Regions from separate parts of the Homo sapiens genome. Here all the other regions are linked to region 4. Evidence: chromatin contacts called from ENCODE Hi-C or POLR2A ChIA-PET data. All regions are on one chromosome and are shown on one strand. The core of a region is the stretch at or near the end of the contact, and the rest is flanking DNA. Distances in the headings are between cores, read along the strand shown.

Region 1 (4,321 bases), core at 299-2,798, 3.8 Mb after region 4:
GCCCTTGTGTCCTTTCAATGTGTCACATTATTATTGAGTACCTCCTTACTTCCTGGAACAGCAAGATATTTCAGGCTCCAGCTCGAGAATCAGTCATTTCTCCAAAGAGCCCTGATTGCTTTCAGCACAGAGTGGTATTCCAAATCAACATATGGGTCCTAAATCTACTCACTGCTACTAGAGAGCCACTCTTCCCAGGCGCTCTGAGAAAGGATTAGGAAATGTGTGAAAAGAACTAGGAAATGTGTGTGTGTGTGTGTGTGTCTACCCACACATACACATGCATTTACAAAGACATTTATTTCTCTGTCTACACATACTGAAAATCATAACTTCATACTATTAGCTCCAATTTGAATCCACTGTAGCTTTCCCCCCTTCTATGTTGATACCACCTTTCTCCATTCATGAAAAGGCTGGCTTCCACCACTTCAATATATTTACTTATTTGTTCAGTTGCCTATGTGAAGCCAATCTGATCCCAACTGGCCACCATTACCACCTGGTCTAAGCATAGTTTCCAATCAGACGCTTTCAGAAGAGTTGCCTATATTCACCGTCTTTACTTCCATACCTTGAGTCATTCCTCAACCCACTACAATTTGATTTCCATGCTGATCAAGGTGACCAGTAATCTCCTTGCCACCAAATCTAAAGAATCTTTCTCAATTCTTTTCTAACTTGAACTCCCTTGCAGCATTCAACACTCTGAACATTCTTTGCTTCTTAAAACACTCTTTCCCTCTGGTTTCTGTGACTCCCCACTCAAATTGGTTTTCCCTCCACCTCGTCAACCATTCCTTCTTAGATTCTTCTACTGGCTTCTCCCCAAACCCCAACCTTACTAATTATGACTGCCTGGGGTTCTGTCCTAGCTCTTTTCTCTGTGCCATCCCTGAGGTATTTCATCCGCTACCATGGCTACAATTATCTACATTCTGCTAACTTACACATCTATATCCTTAACCCACATGCAATCCCTAAGCTTAAGATCTATCTAATGAAACACCTATCAAATATTATTCCTTGGGTGTCTCTCAATCACCCCACACAAAACACATCTAACACTGAAATAATTTCCACCCAACCCCTTCCCCCAAACCTTCTCTTCTTTCTGAGTAATGTAACTCAATGAACAGAGTTGCCCTGCCTGTTCAGAGGCTGCCTGTTCAGCAGCCCAAACCAGCAGCTGAGGAACCATTCCTAACTCCTTCTTTTTTCCCACCCCCACATCATCAAGCCTGCTGAGGTTATATCCTAAATCTCTTTCAGATTTATTTCCTCAGCAGTTCTGTAGACCAACCAATCCTCATTTTTTGTCTGAATCACCACCACAGTCTTCTAACTGGTCCCCTACTCTTGCCATCCTTCCAATCTGATCTACACAATCTTTGTAAAATATGCATATAATCCTTACCCCCTCCTTAAAATCCTTCCAAGAATCCTGGCAGCACTCAGGACAGTGCTTCTTCCTTCACGTGGCTCACTAGGCCCTGCAGGACTTTGTCCTAGCTACTTTTACAACACCATCTCTTGTTCTTCAACTTCAAACTCAACCACAACTGCATTGAAATTTCTTTCACTTCTGCAAACACACAACATCCTTTCTAGTCCTTGGGCCTTCACGTTCTTTTCCCTCCGCCTCTTTGCTACATTACTTGGCCAAATTCTACTTATCCCTCAGGACACAGGCTCTGGGAATCTTCCCAGAATGCCCCTGCTCTGCACTTCCATGGCACTCTCTACATCTCTAGAGTGCTAATATATTCCAATGGCTCATTTAATGATTGAACTTCCCAATCAGATCATTAGTTCTACTAAGGTCTCAGAGAGAAACAGAAACAGTGTCTTAGTCACAGCTCTATCACCAGCACCTAGCAAAATAGCCAAAACACAGTAGGTGTGCCCTAAGTATTTACTGAATGAATCAGCCTCAAAAAATAGCAACTCTACGGCAGCCACAGCCAAAGAGCACATTTCACACACATGCATTAACTCAAGGTGTGGGGCAGTTAAACATCCTCCTTAAAGCAAACTCCTGTTGCTGCTCGATTCAAAGGCTGGCATCTTTATGTGTAATGAACAATAATACAGTCATATTAGCCTGAATGTAAAAGAATTATTTCCCTTAGAAAAAGACAGAAGTTCCTCTTCTTTCTCTGTAGTAAGTTGGAATGACTCATTATTTTTTACATTTTCATGAAAACAACACACAACAAACTCACTGTGTGAGACAGCACACATCCTCTCAGCCAAGAGGGGTACGACAAGAGTGAATGCTTTGGCCCTTAAGACGGGTCCAGGATGTTCTCCCTGTACATAACTCTGTGCATGTGTGCGTGCGCGCGCACACACACACACACACACACAAACACACATACACTCTCTTCCCCTCTCACACACACATACACACTCTTTCTCTCTCTCCCCTCCCCCCTTACACACACACACACACACACACACACACACATTCACAGTGTCTCAGAAAATACACAGCATGATTGAACAAAAGAAAAACAGAAAATGCACTCCTGAAGGACATATCTCCATCCTTAGCATGTTGTCTGGCCCACAGGAGAGGAAATACCAAATGTAAGAGGTGACACCAGCCAACTGTAAACACCGAAGCTGGTGTCTGGGAGAGGAGGAGATCTTTGAAGAGGGTTAATACCATTTCTACTAACTATATGCCATGACTCTTATAAGCCAGATCCAAGCCATCTCGTTCTTATTGTCCCTATTTTACATATTTTGAGATTAAGTAAGTAGCCTATAGCTAATAAATAACAAAGTGCAGTTCTTTCCAATTCCTAGTGCTATATCCTAAAATGGGTAAAACTGAAAAATCAGAAAACACCAGTAGAAGCACCTTATTCAGAAAAATGAAGAAGAATGTCAGAGGAAATAAATAAAAGTTAAAAATGGTTGGTTCTGGGGAGTAGGAAGTAAGAATAGGAAGTGATGGGCAAGAGGTCTTATTTTTCATATAAACTTACTAGTAATATTTGAGTTTTAAAATTACACATGTATTATTTTGATATAAGGTACAATTTTAAATCATAGCAGGAGACTACTTATTGACAAAATAATATCTAAAGTATGATCCATTTAAAAATATAAGGCCGGGCGCAGTGGCTCACGCCCGTAATCCCAGCACTCTGGGAGGCCAAGGCAGTAGATCACTTGATATCAGGAATTCAAGACCTGCCTGGTCAACATGGTGAAACCCCATCTCTACTAAAAATACAAAAGTTAGCTGGGCGTGGTGGCGGGTGCCTGTAATCCCATCTACTTGGGAGGCTGAGGCAGGAGAATTGCTTGAACCCAGGAGGTGGAGGTTGCAGTGAGCCAAGATTGCACCATTGCACTCCAGCCTGAGTGACAGAGCAAGACTCTGTCTCAAAAAAAAAAAATATATATATATATATATATGTGTGTGTGTATATATATGTATGTATATATACACACACAGAGAGAGAAGCTTTTGAATGCTGTTACTAAAGATGATCTCTGATGGGTGGGGACACAAGAGTTTTGACGGTTTCTTCTTTTCCCATGAAGATCTGTATTACTATTTTTAAAAGAAATAAAATTATTTCACAAAATATTTTAAATTACTTACTTACCTTAGCTGATTTTTCAATATTTAAGCCTCCATCCAGTTCAAAAAGAACAGTCATGTTGTACCCAGTCTGGTTTCCATGTCCATGAGGCCACCAAGTTTCTACAGTAATATTCTTTTAAGAAAATTTAAAAGTCACTCTAATATGTCATATTTTCAGCAAAAAAGGCTCAAAGCATTACATCAATTTCTCAAATAGTCAAGTACAAAACTCTAGGTTCTAAAACAATGTAAGTCTCCCCACCTATATTATGCCCAATCAGACCAATTCATTGATAATATTTAAAAATCAGCATGCTGGGAATCTAGCATGGATCAATACATCAAAAGCAAAAGGAAAGAACAGAATAACATGAGTGTTCAGAAAAACAACTCTCCCTATCCCTAACACCGAGCTTACATTTATTCCACATTCTTAACACTTAAAATGGGACTCTGAAGTTGACTCTTCTTTCAAGCCAAAAACTAAAAATCATTTTGAGTTCTTACTTTATCTCAACAGCTACTGAATGTTATTTTGCTCCACCTTTTTCAGTACACAATTATCAATTAGAGGAATAGAAAAAAGAAAAAGAAAAGATAAAAATAATCCGTTCTACCTTGATATATGAAAGATCATGAGTTTAGAATTAAAATTGTGCATGTAGAATAAGTATCAATAATCAAAATAATTGACAAGTATCAAAAATAACCACTGCT
Region 2 (4,753 bases), core at 1,350-3,849, 3.8 Mb after region 4:
AAGATATGTTTCAAGTTCTTACACAAACACAATATTTGGCCCAGTGTCTACTATAAACGGTAGAATATTTCCTCAAGTCAACACCAAAAAGGGATGTTATAATAAAGCAGGTCGGACAACAGTCTCACATTACTGAATAACGATACTGATCTGATGTTGATGATTGCTTCTTTACTTTTTTTCTTTTTTTTTTTTTTTTGAGAGAGGGTGTCACTCTGTTGCCCAGGTTGGAGTACAGATCACGGCTCACTGCAGCCTCAACCTCCTGGGCTCAAACGATCCTCCCACCTCAGCCTCCCTCGTAGCTAGGACCACAGGTGTACGCCACCACGCCCAGTTAATTTTTTAATTTTTTGTAGAGACAGGGTCTCGCCAGTTGCCCAGACTGGTCTAAACTCCACCTACCTCTGCCTCCCAAGTGCTGGGATTATAGGCATGAGCCACTGTGCCCAGCCTGATGATTATTTTCAACAGGCCTTGTGTTTCCTAAGCCCCAAAAGCCTTCCCATTTCTCATTCCACTGCCATTTGAGACCCATGGCCACCTGATTGAAACCTCAAGGTTTTGCTAAGAATTTATGAAGAGAGTTAAGAAATCTCTTCAAATTGTTCCTATGAGGAAGTTATTTCATACTATGAGCAAATTCATTTTCATTAAGTATCTGTTGTAACCAAACGTTGTTTCTTAGCTTCTTAGCTCTGTAATATGGCACAATAATCTGACTTACTGAAGCCACTCATTATTTCCCATTGGCTTAATTCTTTCTTTCTTTTTTTTTTTTTTTAGAGATAGAATCTCTCTATGTTGGCCATGCTGGTCTTGAACTCTTGGCCTCAAGAAATTTTCCCACCTCGGCCTCATAGACTCTTTCTATGTTGGCCATGCTGGTCTTGAACTCCTGGACTCAAGGGATCCTCCTACCTTGGCCTCCCAAAGCTCTCACGTACCAGCACCCATTGGCTTAATTATTTCAGTAAAATCAGGCAAGGAGGAACCCTACAAAATAAACACAGGCATTCTCAAAGCAGATATAAGTGAAAACTCAGAGTATACTGTGGTCAGCTGTGTTCTCTATCACAAGTAGTTTGTCAACTTAAAATAAAGTACTAAAGTTTGGGAATGATCTACTCTAAAAATACATCGGACAATGGTCAATGTCATTTACAACATTCACCTCCTTTCTGATACACATCTCAGGAAAAAAAAAAAAAAAACTACTAAGTACCAGGTCAGAAATTTGGCACAACCCTAGATGACCACCTTGTCATGCAAATAAACTTAGAATGGTGCTCCTGAAAGTCAGCCACAGTGCTTCAAAAACACATGATTTTTTAAAACACCAAACTAAGCATACCACATAGTATAGAGACCAGGCTATGGAGTTGAGACCACCTGGGTTAGAATTCCATTTCTTTCCATTTAGTTGCTGTCACCTTCCTAATTTCTCTGTGTTCCATAATTCCATATTATCCATAAAATTCAGATATGAACACTTACTATACAGAGTTGTTATGAGGATTGGACAATGTATGCATCCCACAAGTAGATCAATTACAAGTACATTTTGCCCCAAGTAAAGACAACACGTGGGAACGCTGTGCAAGAGGGAACAGCAAAAGCAGTTGGAGGATGGAAGTCAGTTTGCAAACCTATGCGCACAGGCAGCCAAACACGAAAACGTTCCCCACAAGTAGTCTGTAAATTGGAGACTCCATTGGGATACACACACACACACACACACACGCCCTGAGAGGAAATAGCACCTTTCTTCATCACCAAGTTAGCCTTAAAAATTATTTACCCGTTGTTAGCCACACTAGCACTGACAAACCCAACTTTACTCTTGTAGGTCATTCTCCACAACGTCTGTGCTGCGTCAATCCCAAATCTGACTCCCTGACGCTTAACAGCGAAAATAAAAAACCGAGACATTACTCAATAGAGTTAACCCTTACTTAACAAAACGCTGTTGTCCCCTGTGGCGTGCAGACAGTAGAGACAGTAATTCCCGACCTTATGCTTGTCAGTGACGGCATGCCCTTTGTATACACGCTTCAGTAGAGAACGACTGCAGTAAGTAAACTGCTAGTAGCAACACTGTTCCCCTATCTAAACTTCCCCTTTCCAGAGTTACTGATGTCCCAACATGGGTCGGTCGCTCAGTCTCCGTCAAGCCCGTACCCCATAGCTTGGGCATTTCCCCCCGCAGATCACAAGATGCAAAGGGGAAGTTACTACCAAACCGACGAGAATGGCCCAGAGCTGGGGGCTGCCAGGCGGTTCCTGGGCCCCTCTCAGCACCAGAAGAAGGCGGGCGCAGGCTCGCCGCGGGTCGGCCGCACGCCATACCTGGATCAGGCCCTGCTGGAACAAGGCGCTGTGCACGCAGCCAGGGACCGCCCCGGGCAGCTCCAGCGAGCCGTTCCCATTGCAGATGCTCCAGTTGCCACGCAAGCTGTAACTGAGCTCCGCGGCGGTGGTGCCTGCACCGCACAGCGCGAGCAGCAGGAGCAGGTGGAGGCGCATCTTGAGATCCCGCGCCACCGAGATGTGGAGAGATCGAAAGGCAGCGCTGCAAGGGACCGGCGGTGAAGCCACTCACCCCCTCGGAAGTAGCCGAGGCTTTAGGTCCCCGCCCCGGCCCCGCCCCTAGGTCAGCTGAGCGCTCTCCGGGCGCAGCCGCGGGCGGGAGGGGAACGAGGAGGCTGCGCCTGCACCCGCTGAAAGCCGGGCGTCGCGGGTGCGGGAGCTGCAGCCCCCGAGAATAGCTACAGGCTGGGGGGCATTGCGGTCTGAGCCTTCCCTCGGCGCTTCTTCCCGCCGCCTCAGTACATACAACTGGAGGCAAGAATCTTGCACGGTAATTGGGACAGAAAGATCCCTGGGCGCGCAGTGGCACAAAGCCTCGGGAGATCAGAGACCGACTGTACGTGGAGACCATAGCTGGAGAGTCCCCTCACTCCTTCAGAGAACCCAAACTGGGAGACAACCCACCACTTCCCTTCCGCCAAATTTACACAGACCCTCGTCTACCTGGTAGCGTAACACTCACCCCGCTGCAGCTCAACTCGCGGGTCTCAGAGCCTACCCCGCCCTTCAAAGAGTAAACAAGTACTAGCAGTATCTCCATCAGAAGGTTGTTCTGAGGGCTAACCAAGAAAATGCGACTATAGCATGCAGCATGGAGCCTGGCCCAGAGAAGGCATTCACGTTAGCTATTGTTACTAGCGGCCTGCGTCCTTATGTTTCATAAAGCCCCACGGAGGTTTCTGAGGTTCTGGAACCTGCACTAGGCGCGCAGCTGAGTTTAAAATCCTCTGCACTCACTAGCTGTGGGACCTGGGCAAGCCGCAAAATCTCCATCTCCGTTTCTTGAAGTTTTCAAGGTGTTATAAGTATAAAATGAGTAAACATATGTGATCGTCCCTAACAATGCCAGAGTACCCAAGAAATACCACTGACTTATTTCGGGTCTTGTAGTCAAATGGTCTACCTGAGTCCCATTTTTGCAATAGGATGTAACAGTAATCCTAGAAGTTAAGACGGAATTTTACATTGCATAAAATAGACTGCCTTTCTCCTGTGTTGACGCTATCTGCCGTATATTTATGCTTCGGAAGAAGTCCTTGAAAAGAAATTTTCTCTCATCAAATCTGAGCTTTGTTTCGCCTTACAATGGCCTTGGAATTGCCTGATTCTGCAGACACCGGGCAATATCTTACTTTGCAAAGTCAGCATTATTTACAAGCCCTGAATATCTTGGCTTAAAGGACAGTATGGATTATCCAACCCAAGCCGCTGGCTTTACAGATGAGGGAACTGAGTTCAAAGAGATCGGGGCCAGGCGCGGTGGCTCACGTCTGTAATCCCAGCACTTCTGGGAGGCCGAGGCGGGTGGATCACTTGAGGTCAGGAGTTCGAGGCCAGCCTGGCCAACATGGTGAAACCCTGTCTCTATTAAAAATACAAAAATTAGCTGGGCGCGTGGTGGCACGTGCCTGTAGTCGCAGGTGCTCGGGAAACTGAGGCAGGAGAACCGCTTGAACCCAGGAAGCAGAGGTTGCAGTAAGCCGAGATGGCACTACTGCACTCCAGCCTGGGCTATAGAGAAAGACTCTAAAAAAAAAAAAAAAAAAAAGATCAGGTGACTTGCCTGTCACATAGTGGCAGACAGGATTAGAACCCTCCTCTTCAAGGTCCTACTGTCAGAGCCCAATGATGCTATAGGGGAAACGCTCTCACTGCTTCAAAGCCTTCCTCACTCACTCCAGAAGCATTTTTACCTTTGATAGAAACAAAGCTCTCAATTCAAATTATATGCCATAATTCACGGCATTAAATGGCTAGCCATGGTCTGTGCAACACTGATAACACAAGGTTTATGGCAACAAGAGCGGCAAAGGAATTTTTTCATAATTCCCAGAGATTTCATTAAGCCAAATCAGAGGAAAATTCATCCTTGATGATACATATGGATATATTCTGTTTATTAAGAAATATAATTTTTAGAAAAACAATAATAGAAGATTCTCATTCCTCCTTTCATTCCAGGATGCAAGCATAACATCATTTAGGTTACTTCACTTTGACAACAGAGAACATCAAAGAATAATCAAAGCCCTAATAAGTACTCTTCCTAAAATTGCAATTGGCACAGATGACATGATGTTTTCATTTTGTTATAGGATAATTTTTGTCCATGATTTTCTGGTAAATAAACCTTATTTAGAGATAACATAAAACTTCTCAACTT
Region 3 (4,537 bases), core at 1,458-3,957, 3.4 Mb after region 4:
CATGTTTTCCAATGTCTTTGCAAAGGTGATGTGGGGAGGTCTTTTGCCCCTTTAAAATTCATCAACACCTCCAGACACTGCAAGATAAGGAGGTCATGCAAGTCAAAACAATGTGTGGGCTACAGATATGCAGCTTCAAGTCAATCCTCTAAACTTCTTTCCAAGCACGTGACCATACCTACCTGGAAATACTGGAGTCAGCTCAGTTGTTTCCCCTATTTGATAAGAAAAGAATGCAACTAGCCAGCAAACACTTTATTTTCTTAAATATTAGCATAATTTGTGGGCATTTCCATTTTTCCAACACATCATTTCTCAGATATTACCCCAGATAAAATACCATGCCCAGAACTGGAATTATAGACAATTTACTAAAGAACATGCATAAGGGGACCACAAAACCCTTCTAGATCAAAGAGAGACCACCTCTGACATGCCATGGCATCAGAAAGTTCTACTTTTCTTAAGAGCCATATACTTTAATTGTGGTAAGATATTTCTAACAAAAAGATCAATCTACGTATAATGTTATTAACATGGAATTTATTTGATTACAGTTTCCCTAACTGTAATCTAAAGTCATATTCATTAGGAAACGCCAAATTTCCAAGAGCAGAGTATAATATGCAGCATTTCCCAAACATCTTGGACCCCAAAAACTTCTTGTAACAAACTAACATCGTCCAAAAATGACAAACGATATGGAAAATACCGTATTCTACCCTCCAATATCAGCTGTCAGTGGGACAGGAGTAAAGGAAAACAAGTCAAAGCACTGAGTTAACTGAGTTTTAAAAGACGGAGAGCAGTTTTGGAAGGATGCAGAAACTACACTTTGTCTACTTAACAATTTTAAGAACTACCCAATCACAGAGTATTTATTATAGAAATAATTAGGAATAATTTGATTTTATGTTTACAAAGAGGTATGATGTTTAACTGCTCCTACGTAGTTTGAAGCTTGTTCTTAAACCCAAGGTATTGCCAAATGCCTAGTAGTACCCTGTTTATTACTGAAAAAATTTTTTTAATCATTTTGGATAAATACTAGAATCAAATATTTGACCTGACATATGACAAGGAACTAACAATATAAGCCTAGTCTACCACCATCTGGATGACCAAATTAGAATCTTAGTCTCAAGGCCGCCCCTGTTTCAGCCCTGAATGCCTCATGTAATGTACACAGGAGCCAGAACTACATTATATCTCGTTTTCAAATAGCACTGGTTACGCACCGGGCAACTGTTAACCAGGGTGGCATGTGATAATCTTCCTTGCTAACCTTGTAGGAAGTGTGCGAGCCGTTATCTTTCTGGCAAGATTTAAGTAACTCATTCCTATCTAAAAAGCATCTGTTAAAGTGGCGTCACACCCTCAACTACTTCATAAAGTTTTCTATAAAATGTTAAAATCACCAGAGTCGGACCTCTCAGTTCATCAGGCGTAAAACTGCAGTTTCCGGCTGCCAAATCCCTTAACAACGTTAACCTTTTAATCCTTCAGCCTCGTCTAGTGAAAAGCAAGTGTCACCAGATACCGCCTTCTACTTGAGAAATATAACAAGATTCTTTCTCCTGCACTTTTCCCAAATAAAAACGGCTCATATACAAAGTGAAGTCTAGGGACACCCACAGTACGGAGGGCTGCCCGGACCTGGCGGCCTTACCTGGTTGAAGTGCAGCTGGCCAGGCTCCGGGACGCCCACGCGGGAGGCGGCTCCCATCTGCTCCAGCAAGTGCTGGAGCTGCGCCGCCGACAGGCTCAGATTCGCGCCGAACACGCTCAGCACATCCTCGCTGAAGGCTAGCCCTGGCCCCTCCGCCACTCCTCCGAGGCCGGCGGCCGCCAGCAACAGGAGCCCGGCCACCGCGCGACCCGGGGCCATCCTGGCCTGGGCTTCCCCTTGAGGGCCCGCGACGGGCTGCCGCGCAGAGGGACGCGCGCGGGCGCACTGGCGTCCTTGCCCAAGGGCGGGAGCGTCAGTGCTCGGCGCTGCTCCGAGTCAGAGGTGGCGCGGGACGCCCCTGGTTCTCCGACGCCTTCGAAAGAACAGCAGCTCGCGACCTGCGGGGCATTGAAGTGGCAGCGTAGCCGAGGGGAGCGATAGGCGGAGTGGGCCCCCCGGCCTCCTGGAGAGCCTGAGATAAAGAGGACAAAGGGGGACAGAGATAAAGGCCACCAGGGCACCAGCCGGCAGGCTCCAGAAACGCTGCGTGGCAGTAGCCCTCAAACGCCCGGCCGGGCATGGGGCCAGACGCCCCGGATCCGGGTTTGCAAACGCCCCAGGATTTGCGTACATATGCTCCTCCCGGATATAAAGCCCCAAACCACGCCACTTCTTAGGAAAAACTAAAACCACACTAACTGTAGAACTCCACCTCCTCTTCCTGTCTTTCTGCTTTATTCTCTCCGCCGCAAACTTAGAAGTGAGACGTGCAGTCCCCAAGGAGCTGCAGAAAAGGGCTCTTCCGGAGTCCTGGGGATTGCGCGTTTAAAGGGGACCCTCCCTCTCCCCGGATCTTCTCTGAGCTTGGCAAGTTAATCGGAAGCACTCGCTGGCCTCTCACCTCTCCTATCTGTTTGTTTGTCTGTCTCTGCGTCTTTCTCTCTGCGTGTCAACGTAAGACTCGGTCTCTGGATCTCTCTCTCTTTCTGTCTCCCGCCCCCACAACCTCTGTATCTCTGACAGGTCCGCGGTGAAACTCCGCGATCCGCTCCGGCGCTCTTTACAAATAAGGGGAGGAGGGCCCTGTCCCCGCCTCCGTAGCACGTGGTGACCCATTTCCCCAGCCTGAACTCCCGCGCGCGTCCACGCCGGGGCGCAGGACCGCCGGCCTTCCCTCCGCGGGCGCTGCTCATTCCCAGCATCAGCCATGCCCTCTTCCCCACCCTCACTCCTGAGGGTTACCTGATGCCACCTCCGTGTCGGGGTCCCTAACTCCTCTCTGGTCTCGGGGACGCATGCATCTTTTCGTGATCTTGATGAAACCAACTTGCTGAAATGGAGCCTGGAGACCCTTGCATTGTCTACATAATTAACAGGAATTGCTTTTTTTTCTCACTTCTTAAAATCAGAGGAGAAAGAGGAAATCCAATGGTAGCGGTGGCGGGCTAGCTGAGCCAGCACTGCCCAAGCCGGCCCTTCCTGGCGGGATATCCGCAGATCAGAGGAATGTTTATTTGTTCATATGGGAGCTCAAGAAAAGCTGACTTAGGTGTGATGTCAACAGGTTTGTGTAAAGTGAGTGTGGTGTTTGAGGCAAAGTTTGTATCTGGTGGATATAGTGGTTCAAGTGTAAAGTGAAACCATGCTTCACTGTTAGATGGCTGTGAAAGGAAAATAAATCTTGAGACTTCAAAATCACCAAGCTAAAGGGAAACATCAAGAAGGGACCAGCTTAGGGCAAACCTGCCTGCCATTCTATTCAAATTCATCCCTCTGAGGCTCACCTGAGACAAATGCATATCTGATTGCTTTCTCTTCTCCATCGTTTATGCAAAAAATGCAGATTCACTGGGCCAGACTAAACTGTCTATTGAGTGGAAGGCTGATCATGGCCTCAAAAGAATGCAACCTTTTGTCTCTTGTCTATTATACTTCTAACCTGGAAGCCCCCACTTCCAATTGTCTCACCTTACTGGACTGAACCAATGTACATCTTACACATATTGATTGATGTCTCATGTCTCTCTAAAATATATAAAAGCAAACTGTACCCCCGACCACCTTGGGCACATGTCTCAGGACTTCCTGAGGCTGTGTCAGGGGCACATCCTTAACCTTGCCAAAATAAACTTTCTAAATTGACTGAGACCTGTCTCAGACATTTTGCATTCACGTGACTAAGGACAATAAAAAGAATACAAGATGCCGTTCTTGCCTTTCATCAGGAGAATGCACAGCCTCCTAAAATAGCACATTTTAAAGAGACATTAAGTCTAGACAAAGGGGAAAAGATGGGGAAAGGGAAAAAATCTTAATCTTAGAAGAGGAACCTAAAGACATAACTGCAGAAGAAAGAGACAGGTAGAGAACATTCCCAGAGGCTAAGGATCTAGGCAGACGAAGCTGAAGGATTGTCATATGGAAGAAGGTTTAACTATATTATATCTAACTTCAGAGGACAGAAGGCAGCAGTCATGGGGCAAAGTCACCCAGAGGAAGGTTTCTGTGGAATTATAAGGCATGGCTGCCTTGGAAGATAGTGATTTCTCCATGATCAAAAGTGATTCAAATCAACAGATCCTGGGTGACCGCCTTTAGTAGGTGGTAGGAGGATTCATGCCTGAAGGGAGATGAACTAAATGATCTTAATACTGTGCTCTTTCCAATTATAAAATCTACGTATTTGTTAATAATAATTTACAGAATTATGTTGATGCTAAAAGGGCAAATATTTCATCTAAGGGCCAGAAGTAAGTTAATATCACAGTTGTCCTCTTAAATCACTCAGCTCGTGGGACTCTTCAAGCCTTTCATTGGATTTTAAAATATAGTTTGTTGCCTATTTTTCCTTTGGACCTCCGTGATGCA
Region 4 (4,468 bases), core at 248-2,747:
CAAAGCAAGACTCCATCTCAAAAAAAAAAAAAAAAAAAAAAAAAAAAAAAAGTCTTTAAAAGTCAAAGCAAACTGGTAAACCATTAGCAAAACCACAAGCTACCATGAAAAGATACACAAAAGTATCTGGCAACCAAGGTCTAGAGCTGGTTCCAGAGTGTGAAAGGTTTTCTGATTGCTAATAAACCCCATTATGCACACAAGATATCTTCACTTAGCTGTGTCGTTTCTAAAAAGGCAACAGGGCCCAGAAGTTTCAGTGAGCCAGTCCTGGCAAACCCAAATTATGAAAAATATACCCTCTGCTTAAAGATTAACTACAAACCTACCCTGGGACCAGCTTGCTTCAGTTAAGTTTAAAATGGTGCCTAAATTGAAATGAAAGTCTGTAGCATAGATAAAGAGAAAAAAAAAGTCAAATGGAAAAGTAAATTTAAAAGTTTCTATTTCCAATAAACTGCGTCTCAGAAATCTTCCAGGAGATAAAGACTCGGAAGAACAGAGGGATTGAGACCCATTCGCATTCTCTGAGGCGTGCGCACTACGCGGAAAGGATGAATGAATGGAAGACGGGCGCGTGTGAAATGCAGCAGGTCCGGCCGGCAAGCCGACCGGCTACAGCGATCTGTAGGCCTCGCTCCTCCCCCTTCCCTCCTCCATGACAGCCCAGTCCCAAGCATGGAGGGGCGAGGACAATGTGATACCCCTTCTCACCACCACCATCCCTCATTCTACTTGGAGAGCTTCACCGTGACACACGAGTGTTCCTTCCCACCCCAGACCTTTCTCGCTTCCCCTGGCGCAAACACCGGCAACTCTCCGGCGCGCTGGATTAACAGACGCTCGCCCCTCTCAACTCCCCTAAGCGAGGTCGAAGCTCCTCCGCGCGTGCCGCGGCACCACTCCCGCCTAACCCACCCTCCGGCAACACTCGCCCACCAGCTCCCCAGTCCACCGGTCTAAGGAAGACGTGCGCGCGCCCCGCACCCGAGCCCCGGAGCTGGGGTTCTGCAGGGAGGGAAAGGCTGCTCCAGGGCTCCCTCCTCCATCTCACTCCAGGCCGGCTCGCCGCCCACCCTGCCTGCGGATCCCAGTACTCGCTGGGAGCCGGCCCTGCGCCTTCCTATCATGAAGACACCATCCTCGCATACCCAGCCCAGAACCCCAGCTACCCTCCACCCTGTAGACACCTCGCGGTTCCGCAGGAGGCGCCACGCCGCCCCTCCCCCACACCGCTCCCCCAGTTCTCGGGCCCCCACCAGAAAGTGTGCGCTACACGCCGCCTCGGCCATCCTCCGGGACGTCCCCACTTGTCCGCGGGAGGTCAGGTCCAACATGAAGGGGAAGGGGCGGCAAGGGGTACAGTGCGCGCCGGGAACGCCGTCCCGCGGAGTCCCCCAGTCAGAAGGAAGACGGAGCGCGGGGACCCGTGGGGGTGGGGGCCAAAGGCAATACTCACCGGTTCGACAGTCGCCATCTTAGATCGATCTGATCGCACAACCGCTCCAGAAGGGGGGGTAAGAGGAAAAAAATGAGATTCAAACCGGATTGGCCAGCTTCTGGCCACGTGACGGATATGTCCGTTTGGCCCTGGCGGCACCTGCGCAAGACTGCGGCTGCGTGAGTAACGAGAGGCTTCTGGGAAGTGGAGTCTCTCCCCCACCTTTTTTTTTTTTTTTTTTTTAAGGTAAAGAAATTTTTTTTAAAAAGGACTGGTCACGTGGCCGATGGGTAGGGTGCGCGGTTCTCAACGCGGCGGACACTCGCTTGCTGGAGGGTGGTTTCAGTCCTCTGCTCTTCCGCCTGGATAGCTGCGGTCACACTTACTGCCAGGCAAGCCTACTGTGCCCTTTGTCGCCCTGTCCTCCCATCTTCCCCGGAAGGTTGGGAACTGCAGGCTCAGCACACACAATAAGGCTTCATTTGCTTAGTTGAGGTCCCAGGACAAGTTGCCTGTGTGTTTATTTAGTTTTCTTTTGATCTCCCACCATTTTCTCTTAGTTTCAAAAAGAGGCGGCGATGCAGAGTCGTTTAGGCAATCAACCCTCCCACGTCCCCTGGCTCAGCTAATGCTGGTGGTCATTCGTTGCCATTTCTGCGAAAGGGGACGGACGGAACCGCCCGCAGTACCCGCTTGCCACCGGCTGGACGAGGGGGAGGGACGACAGCTTTTACTGTCCCAAATCCTGAGATTAAGACCTCAGGGCTAAATCTTGCGTGGCGGTAAAAATTATTTGGAAGTTCTGTGCAACCGTTCCAATATTCCGCTTTTACGTGCACGGAAATAGCCTAAGTCCAGATGCCAGCCAGGGAAGCCACTCCGGGCCCCGCTGACTAAGCCCTGGACTGATGGTCTGGAGTCTTTAGGCCGGGTCAACTATGACTCTTGACGTTGACTCATTCTCCTTAGGCGAGTGACTTAATCGCTCGGCGTCTCAGCTTTTTTATTTATGAACCAAAGGTGATGATACACTTACCTCACAAGGGTGTGCTTCGTAATGACTGTAACCGGCTTTGAAAATGCATCGGACTCTAGAAATGATTCATAATAAGCAACTGCGTGCCTTCCTAAAGATCAAGTGCTTCTGCTTTTTTTTTTTAGCAAAGTTTAAATTTTTTTCTGTTTACTTTGTTTGATTATGATGTACACCAGTGTAGTTTTAAATGTTCAGGACCATTTTTTTTCCTTTACAACTGCAGCTGCCCTCAATAGAGGCTTTAATGTTCATGAAATTATTGTTATGCTCACAACAATCACTGGCAATCAGAAATTTGTCCCCACACTGGCATCCTACATTTCCTTTCCCTCTAAGATACTGTGCTGTCATTTCTCAAGACCGTGTTTTTTGCACAGTTTGGCTACTAATAACAACAAATAGAGATGAAGAAATCTAGTAGACTCCTAAGGTTCTAATGAAGAAGACACTGTCTCATTACTATTTCCCATGCTTTTAAATAATGTTGACACCAGGAAAAGGAGTGTATGCAGGCTGCCTGTGCCTGTCTGCTTATAGTGTTAATGAGGTCCAGAGCTGTGTCATACCTATTATTGAGTACATAATGGATGCTTGAGTTGACTAACACATAATTGAGGCTGTATGAGAACTCAAAGCCATTGCCTGTTCATATGTTTTGGTTTACCTGAATATCAGAAGTGATTAATGAAAGCTTTTGTCTAGTGGGCTTAGCTCTACTAGGTTTTAAAGTAGATAGAATTAACAGGCCAGGCGCAGTGGCCCACGCCTGTAATCACAGCCCTTTGGGAGGCCAAGGCGGGCGGATCACCTGAGGTCAGGAGTTCGAGACCAGCCTGACCAACATGGTGAAACCCTGTCTCTACTAAAAATACAAAAATTAGCCAGGCATAGTGGCACCTGCCTGTAGTCTCAGCTACTCAGGAGGCTGAGGCAGGAGAATCACTTGAACCTGGGAGGTGGAGGTTGCAGTGAGCCAAGATCCCGCCACTGCACTCCAGTCTGGGCGACACAGTGAGACTCCATTTCCAAAAAAAAAAAAAAAATGATAATAAACGGATAAGTGGATTTCTACTTACAGAGACTATCTACTGTTACTTAGACTATCCAAAATAATTCTGTTGACCGCGTTGTTATTTTCTGCTGGTTAGAAGTGGTGTCAGGTTACCTTCTTTGAAGAGAAAAAGACAGCATAGATGTCCTATTTTCCCCTTCCCCACCCTTCCCCACCCTTCCTCTCCCTTCCCTACCCTTCCCCTCCCTTCCCTTCCCTTCTCTTCCCCTCCCCTCCCCTGTCCTCCCCTCCCCTCCCTCCCCTCCCCTCCCATTCTCTCTCTCTCTCTCTCTTCCTTCCTTCCTTCCTTCCTTCCTTCCTTCCTTCCTTTCTTTTTGTCTTTTCAGGGTGTTGCTCTGTTACCCAGGCTGGAGTGCAGTGGCATGATTATGGCTCACTGCAGCCTTGACCTTCTGGGTTCAAGGGGTCCTCCCACCTTAGCTTCCCAAGTAGCTAGGACTACAGGCATGGGCCACCATGCCTAGCTAATTTTTTTATATTTTGCAGAGACAGGAGCGTCTAGCTATGTTCCCCAGGCTGGTCTCAAACTCCTGGGCTCAAGCGGTCCCCCTACCTGGGCCTCCCAAAGTGCTGAGATTGCAGGCATGAGCCACCATTCCTGGCCAGATGTCCTATTTTCATGAAGCTGTTATATAACAGCAAAAAATCAATGAGATTGGCAAGAAAATACCTATAGGACTGAAAGCCAGTGATGTTCTTAAAACTTTTTTTAAACAACAGTTTCCATTTTTATTAAATTTTCTGTTAATCAAAAAACTCGGGCCGGGCACGGTGGCTCATGCCTGTAATCCCAGCACTTTGGGAGGCCAAGACGGGCGGATCACGAGGTCAGGAGATCGAGACCATCCTGGCTAACACGGTGAAACCCCGTCTCTACTAAAAATACAAAAATTAGCTGGGCATGGTGGCAGGCGCCTGT

Evidence for each region. A loop is a pair of places that touch in the nucleus more often than their neighbours do. ChIA-PET counts read pairs that join two places held with the same protein, here RNA polymerase II (POLR2A). Pooled maps may share reads with other maps.
Region 1: a pooled map shows a loop between it and region 4 (4-fold over the local background). The contact joins the enhancer-like site here to the promoter of EIF4E in region 4. A Hi-C loop is called at or near these places in 2 of 50 pooled maps.
Region 2: a pooled map shows a loop between it and region 4 (13-fold over the local background). The contact joins the promoter of MANBA here to the promoter of EIF4E in region 4. A Hi-C loop is called at or near these places in 1 of 168 maps with a recorded cell type or tissue (tibial artery) and 4 of 50 pooled maps. POLR2A ChIA-PET finds 5 or more read pairs at or near these places in 1 of 52 experiments (B cell).
Region 3: a map of GM12878 shows a loop between it and region 4 (7-fold over the local background). The contact joins the promoter of SLC39A8 here to the promoter of EIF4E in region 4. A Hi-C loop is called at or near these places in 1 of 168 maps with a recorded cell type or tissue (GM12878), 1 of 37 single-sample maps with no recorded cell type and 9 of 50 pooled maps. POLR2A ChIA-PET finds 5 or more read pairs at or near these places in 1 of 52 experiments (B cell).

The regions. Positions count from the first base shown.
Region 1 is chr4:102,685,948-102,690,268 of GRCh38, forward strand. It overlaps MANBA (mannosidase beta), which reads right to left. Exons shown (of 17, transcript NM_005908.4): 7 at 3,627-3,737. Among named protein-coding and RNA genes, the nearest start is that of MANBA, 73 kb to the right of the region's middle. RefSeq lists an enhancer at 1,763-1,812. Within about 2 kb of position 1,549, at least 6 of the 41 ENCODE cell types and tissues checked have a DNase peak (open chromatin) inside an H3K27ac peak, as active enhancers do.
Region 2 is chr4:102,758,369-102,763,121 of GRCh38, forward strand. MANBA (mannosidase beta) reads right to left here and starts at 2,600. Exons shown (of 17, transcript NM_005908.4): 1 at 2,350-2,600. The coding sequence starts at 2,526. RefSeq lists an enhancer at 2,195-2,544 and a silencer at 2,635-2,764.
Region 3 is chr4:102,342,775-102,347,311 of GRCh38, forward strand. It overlaps SLC39A8 (solute carrier family 39 member 8), which reads right to left and starts at 2,708. Exons shown (of 9, transcript NM_001135146.2): 1 at 2,571-2,708; 2 at 1,670-2,141. The coding sequence starts at 1,888. RefSeq lists enhancers at 1,231-1,290, 3,191-3,240 and a silencer at 1,761-2,010.
Region 4 is chr4:98,927,636-98,932,103 of GRCh38, forward strand. EIF4E (eukaryotic translation initiation factor 4E) reads right to left here and starts at 1,498. Exons shown (of 7, transcript NM_001968.5): 1 at 1,460-1,498. The coding sequence starts at 1,477. RefSeq lists an enhancer at 1,892-3,091.